Regions from separate parts of the Mus musculus genome. Here region 2 is linked to region 1. The links are chromatin loops, found by intact Hi-C in ENCODE. Cell type or tissue: gastrocnemius. All regions are shown on one strand.

Region 1 (4,000 bases):
GCAGGGGAGAATTCTTTTTCCACAGAAGGGTGAGGTTTATTTCATTGCCTTTGGGCCTCCAGGGCAGGCTGAGGGGAAGGGCACATTTCCTTCTGTCTGATGCTCGCCCGCTTGGTCATTTATTTATTTATTTGCTCTTTATTTATTTATTTATTTATTTATTTATTTAATGCGCATGACTGTTTTGGCTGCATGTGTGTATGTGTAGAAGTCAGAGGAGAGCACAGGATCCCCTGGAACTGGATTTATGGATAGTTGTGAGCCGCCAAGAACTGGGTGCCAGGAACTGAACCTGAGTCCTTCACAATAGCAGTAAGTGCTCTTAATTGTTGAATCCTTTCTCCTGACCCTTAAGGGTTTTGTTTGTTTTTGTTTGTTTGTTTATCTGAATGTTTTTTGTTTTGTTTTGTTTTGTTTTTTTCAAGGCAGAATTTCTCTGTGTAGTTTCTGGCTGTCCTGGAACTCGCTCTGTAGACCAGGCTGGCCTTGAACTCAGAAATCTGCCTGCCTCTGCCTCCCGAGTGCTGGGATTAAAGGTGTGACCCACCACTGCCTGGCGATTGACTGTTTTTTTTTTTTTTTTTCCATACACTATATTCTGATTATGGTTCCTCCTGCCCCAGCTCCTCCCAGGTCCTCCCTACCACCCCATCTACCCAAATCCACATCCTCCCCTGCTCTTTCATTAGAAAACAAACTGACATCTATCTATCTATATATATATATATCTCAAAAAACTTAAATACGACAAAAATAAAAACTAAGTCCAATAAGAGGAAAACAAATGAACAAAGGAACAAATGGAAAAATAAGAAGCCAAAGAAAAAGCACAAGGAGAACACATAGATACAGAGACACACACTGTGGAACATATAGAGGAAGGCACACACATTGGGACATATAGATGCAGAGACACACACTGGCACATACAGAGGCACACACACATTGGCATATATAGGCACAGACACACACACATTGGCATATGTAGACACAGAGACACACACATTGGTACATATAGGCACAGGCACAGAGACAAACACATTGGCACATGTAGACACAGAGACACACACATTGGCACATATAGACACAGAGACACACACATTGGCACATATAGGCACAGAGACACACACATTGGCACATATAGACACAGACACACACACATTGGCACATATAGACACAGACATACACACATTGGCACATGTAGACACAGAGACACACACATTGGCACATGTAAACACAGAGACACACACATTGGCACATATAGGCACAGAGACACACACATTGGCACATATAGACACAGACATACACACATTGGCACATATAGACACAGACACACACACATTGGCACATATAGACACAGACATACACACATTGGCACATATAGACACAGAGACACACACATTGGCACATATAGAAATGCCCTAAAAGCTCAAAACACTGCATGAGATGGAACCCATTCCCAACACTGCTTAGTGGCCAAGAAACTGAGACTAGACAGGCCAGGGACCCAGGGGAAACCAAAATACTCCTGCTCTGCTAAAGGAAGATAGCCTGGCGCTCTGCTAAACACACACACACACACACACACACACACACACACACACACACACACACACTTTCTCTCTCTCTAATATAGGAGCAAGATCAGCACCTTGCTCAGCCACCATCAGAGAAGCTTCCTCCCTTCCTCCTGCAGAGGCCCACAGCTGGACCTTGGAGCACTCTCAAATGGGATATCTCCATCAGTCTCCCCCCCCCCACCCCCGCCCCCCACAACTGGAGGAATCCTGCAGAATTTTAATCCTGTGGAAAGATTTTAAGAGCCAGAGAGGATGGAGAACCCCAGAGACACAAGGCCTCCTACACACAGTAGGACCGGTGGCCGTGTGAACTCAGAGCGACCTTGGCAGCATGCCACGGGGACTGCAATCCCAGAGCTGAGAGTGGAGGTAGATGCAAGCTCTCATCCCTAACCCAGAAGCTATCTCCAGTTGGTAACCACTCCTAAATGATAACTCTTGTTTTCTCTAATGGAGTCTCACTCAGCATTTGAACCACTCTTAAAGCATTGAGTAGACTATTGACCACACCACTGGGACTCTCTAGAACCCTCTAGAACATTGCACATGCAAAGCTCAGGTGACAGACAGTTCCCTACCCCACTTTCAGGTGAAGGAAAGCCAGAGTCCCCGTGGCCACACACAGGGCTCTAGGTCCGGGGAGATAGAGGCAGGCTGTGAGTTCTCCCTTGATGCCACTGGCTTTGGAAGAGATGGTACAGCAGCAGCCATGTGTCTCCAGATCCCAGACCTGTGGAGAAAAGGGGGAAGGTAATAGGTTTGGTTCTTCTTCTTTCTCTAGATATGATCTCTCTGTGTAGCCCAGGCTAGCTGCAGACTCTAAATCCAATGTGAAAGGTGACCAAAGAGAGGGGACAATTGTGACCACAAGTCTCTAGGCTCTATCCTTCCCACAAGGAAATAACCAGTCACCTCACTTTCCATGGACCCAGCTTTCATAGTTTGGATCTGGTTTCTGGAATCTTTTTTTTTTTTTTTGGTTTTTCGAGACAGGGTTTCTCTGTATAGCTCTGGCTGTCCTGGAGTTCACTTTGTAGACCAGGCTGGCCTCGAACTCAGAAATCCGCCTGCCTCTGCCTCCCGAGTGCTGGGATTAAAGGCATGTGCCACCACGCCCGGCTGGTTTCTGGAATCTTAATAATCAAACCTGTTACTAAGTCTTTAATATAAGACCACCAACCCTAGCCAGGAGGTGGTGGCACATGTCTTTAATCCCAGCACTTGGGAGGCAGAGGCCAGCCTGGTCTACAAAGTTAGTTCCAGGACAGCCAGGCCTATACAGAGAAACCCTGTCTTGAAAAAAACAAAAACAAAATAAAAACAAAAACAAAAACAAAAACAAACCACCAACCCTGTCACCAGGCAGATACTTGGAAGTCACATGGAGTGGATTCTCGTGTGGCTGTTGTTTGAGGACATGTCAGCCCAGAGAGTCCGTCTACTGGTTTAGAATCCAAGTGGTTCCATCTGGGTAGCCTAGCATCTCTCCCCCTCAGTACTGTCTGTAATATGGAGACACATACCCACAAGCACTCAAACGCATACATATACATGCACACATACATACGTACACATATACAGAGATACACAGACGCATATGTCAACACACACACACACAAAACAAATACACACATCTGAACTCAGCTTGGCTTGGATGTGGCAGTTCTATTCAGCCTGGAGGAGGCTTACATTTCCCTCTGATAGTGTTGCATTGAGAACTTTAGAAAATTGATTAAAAGACAATGCCTAGAGACGTGGTTAAAATGTAATAATGGTTCGGCATGATTACAGTAATATTGCTGTCAGTCATCTGTTAGGCTTGTAAATCATGTCATGGCTCCGGCATTCTGTTAGGAGACTGTGAGCTGGTGAAGGCTGCAGTGCGGGAGAGGAGCACTGGAACCAGGGGTGAGGGGTCGGTGGTGGTGGGAGGGGGGTTGTTGGGGGTACAGGTAGCACATGCCTGTAATTCCAGAACTCAGGAGGCAGAGTTCAAGGCCAGCCTGGTCTACAGAGTGAGTTTCAGGAGAGCCAGGGCTACACAGAGAAACCCTGTCTCAAAAAAACAAAAAACAAACAAACAAACAAAAACACACACAAACAAACAAACAAACAAACAAACAAAGTAAATAAAGGAGAAAAGAGCAGGCTGAGCCAAGTACATAATGGGGACATCCATGACCATCAGAGGGACAGTGGCTACCTTTCAAAGCAACACACACCTGCCATTGTGTCAGCTACCTTGAGTCCCAGTTTCCTTCACTTTTTGTTGTGGGTGAATTGCTACACCGCCCCCTTCCCCACTTCAAATAGTGAATGGTCCCAGTTCCTCAGGATGAGACTCAATTTGGGGACGGGGTTGTTGAGATTAATTAGTGAGAGTGAATGAGGTCCTCAGCAAGCAGGCTCGACTCAAATCC
Region 2 (4,000 bases), 62 kb before region 1:
CTAAAGGGAAAACTGGTCAACCTCATATTCTGCTGGGTGGTGGTGGCCCACGCCTTTAATCCCAGCACTTGGGAGGCAGAGGCAAGCAGATTTCTGAGTTCGAGGCCAGCCTGGTCTACAAAGTGAGTTCCAGGACAGCCAGGGTTACACAGAGAAACCCTGTCTCGAAAAAACCAAAAAAAAAAAAAAAAAAAAAAAGAGTTTTCATATACTTAAAAAAAAGCCGGGGTGGTGGAGGTTTCAGAGACACAAAATGAAAAGAATGCCAACAAACATATTTCAAATTTAAAAACGCAGCTGCTCTGGGATAGCGTTGGTTCTTCTCCCATTTTAAATAGTTATGCTAGCAGGTGAAATAACTTAAGTGGCAAGCCGATCAATCACCACGAATAAAACTTACTCTGCAATTTGTATAGAAAGCTCCCATTTAAGCAACCCCACTTGTCCTACGGGAAGAGGCATACTTCAGGAGTTAGTTTTTAACCCTGGGCCCCAACTCTTCATTCAATTACACACTTATTTAGCAGCGCACGTTTTAATTGTGCATATTTCCATATTCTAGAGGGTACACACGGGGTTTTCAGGCAAACTTTGACGTTTTTTTTAACGGTACATAAGAATTGAAAGCAGGAGCCAGCAGCATCCACCTCTGCTTTCTCTTCATGGAACCTAAGCTTACTTTCCAAGGAAAGAAAATGAAAGGTTAGATTAAACAAGGAATAAACCATACACCCATTTATTAAACCATATTATTAGCCATTACATTAAATCATAACCTTATGGTTAGGAGTGGCAGGGTTAAACAAAGTCGGCTTAAACTAGTATCCAAAATATGCAAAACCCTGTCGGCAAAACACCAGCAGCTTCCCAAATTGCATAGCAATCAAAAGTTTTCATTTAAGAAGAAGAAGAAGAAGAAGAAGAAGAAGAAGAAGAAGAAGAAGAAGAAGAAGAAGAAGAAGAAGAAGAAGAAGAAGAAGAAGAAAACCCTTCTGTGTTTTATTCTGCAACAATCTTGCCAGCGGACAAATGTCTACAAAATATAAACCGCGTTTGCGGCTTATCCTGACGCCCCTAAATCGCAATCCATTAGCTGTTGAAAAAACAAGCAAGAACGGAACACAGAACAAAGCATACACCAGAGAAAGAGCGCGAATCGGCAGCAGCCAGCTGGGCCTCTTTTTACTGAGCCCTTAAGACAAAGCAGGATCGTGGCACGCACCACGGGCTGGACTACATATCCTAGCATGCAAAGCACCGAGGCCTCACCACTGGACTGCGTTTCCCAGCATGCAAGGCGCTAGGGTCTCCCGGCCAGACTACGCTTCCCGACATGCTCTCTGCCAACAGCAAGTTCGTGACCGGAGAGGCCTGGGGTCCCGGAGTAGTGTGTTCTTTCTCCGTCCTTTCAATAGTTTTTCGGCGTCGGGAGCCGGACACTGCCACCGGAGTCACCACTTAAGCGACAGAAGTTCCCGACCGGTTATTCACTGGAGTCAACTGGAACGAAAACTGCCCCTCAGGCTGGGGAGGGCGGGATGGAGGCCGGGCAAGCTCGGTCAGTTTTAGCCAATGGCGCCCGAGCAGCTGCCCTGTCACCATGGCAACTCAGGCCGCCCGCGGAGGGACCAGCAGTCCATTGGGTAGAATCTTTCTCGAAGGCTCGAGAAGAAGGAAGCGGAAGTGGCACGTGGAGGCGCCGGTGAGTAAAATGCTGCAGATTCTGGAAAGTTCTCCTCAGTAGGCTACATAAGGCTGAGCGATTGGGACCTCCCCTTTTGGATTGGTAGCTGAGCGGCGGCGGCTGCGTGAGAGAGGCGGGCGGCGGAGAGCGGTGGCAGAGACTGAGCGCAGTCTTGCAGGGTAAGCCGGAGGCATCTTCCCGACTGGTCGGGAGCAGGACGAGCACGCAGCGGACCCGAGGCGGAGGCGGACCGGGCCAGCCATGTCGGTGGTTGGGCTAGACGTAGGCTCACAGAGCTGCTACATTGCGGTGGCGCGGGCCGGGGGCATCGAGACCATCGCCAACGAGTTCAGCGACCGCTGCACCCCGTAAGTAGGAGCCTGGGTGGCCGGGGAGGGCTGGAGCTCGCTGCTTCCCGAGGGAGATGGTGGGTCCGGGGATTCCGGGAACCGTGACACCCCGCGACCACCTGGTCCCGCTGGCCTTCCAGGCTCGCCCCCGACTCCCCACTCAGCTTCTTCAAGCTGGCACCGGCTCCCACCTCAGCTAGGATCTCGGCAGAGCCTGGGCAACAGAGCCTTTTCCTCCGCATGGTGAATCTCCAAATGACCTAGAAGGTTCCAGAGCCTGTGCGCCGCTGCTTGCCTAGGGAGCGAGCGGACTGTTGTTAGCGACCACAGAAACACGCTATGGTGGAGGAATCCTCCGTCTCTGCGTCTCATCTACTCCTGATTTGTTAATATTGCCCTAGTGCCCCAATCGCCTTTTGGAAGCGTCCTTTTTAAAGCTCATTGTGAAAAACGTCCGTGAGAGTTTCCAGACCCAGAGTTCGTTTATTTTAACACCATTTAGAGTAAGCAGTACAAATTTAACATTGTTGTTGCTTAACACACTGCTGTGCAAAAAATTCAGTGGGGAAGATGGATTTTTTTGCTTCGGAATTAAATATTCTGCAGCAACGTGGGTGGGTAAACGGAAGCATGGTAAAAAGCAACTTTTTGAGGGGGTTAGTTTCTGAAGGTTACATATTAGAGGCAGTTAGACCTGCGTGTGCCTTCACCGACAACAGCTGTATGCTTTTTAAGGCAATCATTATAGGGCTTTTTCCCCCCATGTGCAAAGTCCAAGATAATAAATGTTAAACATCGAACCCAAAGGTAAAATCATTCCGACCTTATTAGAGGAACATTTATGAGTGAATAGGAGGAAGAAAGCCTTGCTAGGAACTTACTTTCTAAGCATGGGCTCCCTCTCTCACAAAGCCATGGTGCTCTGTGATTCGGCAATTAGTAGGAAGGCTGCCAGTCCTTCTTGCCCCCATCCTGTATGCTAAGCGCTTCTTCCTCTCTCTGCCTAAAAAGAGACAAAAGGTGTGTAGAGGAGAACAGGGAGAGCTGCTTGGGTAGCTGTGTTGCTGACCAGAATTTTTGACTGAGGTGGTTTTTTTACCCTTGGCCAAACTATGCGGTTGAAAATGGAGTTGGCTACTGATTTCTATTACAGTTGTTTGGCATGGAAAATGAGACAATCCAGTCTTACAAGTGTCTAGTCCCTCTGAGCTCAGAATCACGGGGCGTGTAGATTGAACCTTACAAGAGTACCTGCTTAGAGCGGCTAGGTCCGAGCTGTTTTTGTTACAGCAAACTTGAATGTCCTCAGTAGAGTGCCAGTTTACTCATCTCGGTCACCCATGTAGGAGGAACTGAACCCAAATTAGATTTGGATTACTAACGCTCGCCCTGTGGATTACTCTCTAATCCAAAGCCTTACTCACCGCCTCCTCCACACTCTCCATCTTGTCTCTGTTCTGGTTCTATGTATCCCCTTTCCTCTGAGAAAGCTGTCTCTCTTCATCTTGTCAAAGCAGGTGCAGTGTGAAGGCTTGGCCTCTCCTTTTCCTCAGCGTTTGTACTCCAGTCAGCAGTAACTTTGTTTCTCTTATCATCTTTATTTGACCTTACAGAGAATCTTCCAGATGGCAACCTACCTCATCCATTTCCTTTAAACTCTACAGGCATATCATAGACCTCTTAGGGTTACATAAAAACTTTTAAAAATTCTAAAGCAGATGATATATCGGGACAGAAATAAGTGTGCAGTGAAATTTAGGATTGTAGGAGGCTGATGACAGGTAGAGTTCTGTTTACTTTTGGTTGTGCATAATGCCAAGTTCCCTATCCTTTGTGACCTGGTGACTCTGTATTAGCACCCCAGGTATTGGGAGAGGGCACTCAAGCTGCACACAGATTATCAGATATTCCTTATATGTGTGAACAGGGCTGATACTTGGGCTGAATTGTCAGAGGTGTGATTTTA

The links. A loop is a pair of places that touch in the nucleus more often than their neighbours do. Peaks named below come from ENCODE experiments on the same cell type or tissue, not always from the same donor. Only the 100,000 strongest peaks of a DNase experiment are listed, where the experiment ranks them.
Region 2: it touches region 1 in a loop (2.8-fold over the local background); 1 of 42 quality-filtered maps calls a loop at or near these places.

Annotation. Positions count from the first base shown.
Region 1 is chr5:149,572,299-149,576,298 of GRCm38, reverse strand. It overlaps Wdr95 (WD40 repeat domain 95), which reads right to left. Exons shown (of 23, transcript NM_029440.3): 8 at 2,159-2,310. All of the region lies in intron 2 of Gm35763 (a long non-coding RNA gene), which reads left to right. Among named protein-coding and RNA genes, the nearest start is that of Gm35763, 10 kb to the left of the region's middle. In gastrocnemius, no CTCF peak of the experiment used is centred here; a DNase peak (open chromatin) is centred at 1,900.
Region 2 is chr5:149,634,022-149,638,021 of GRCm38, reverse strand. Hsph1 (heat shock 105kDa/110kDa protein 1) reads left to right here and starts at 1,707. Exons shown (of 18, transcript NM_013559.2): 1 at 1,707-2,052. The coding sequence starts at 1,946. In gastrocnemius, a CTCF peak has its summit at 1,699; DNase peaks (open chromatin) are centred at 1,300 and 1,622; H3K4me3 peaks cover 3,374 bases; H3K27ac peaks cover 2,537 bases.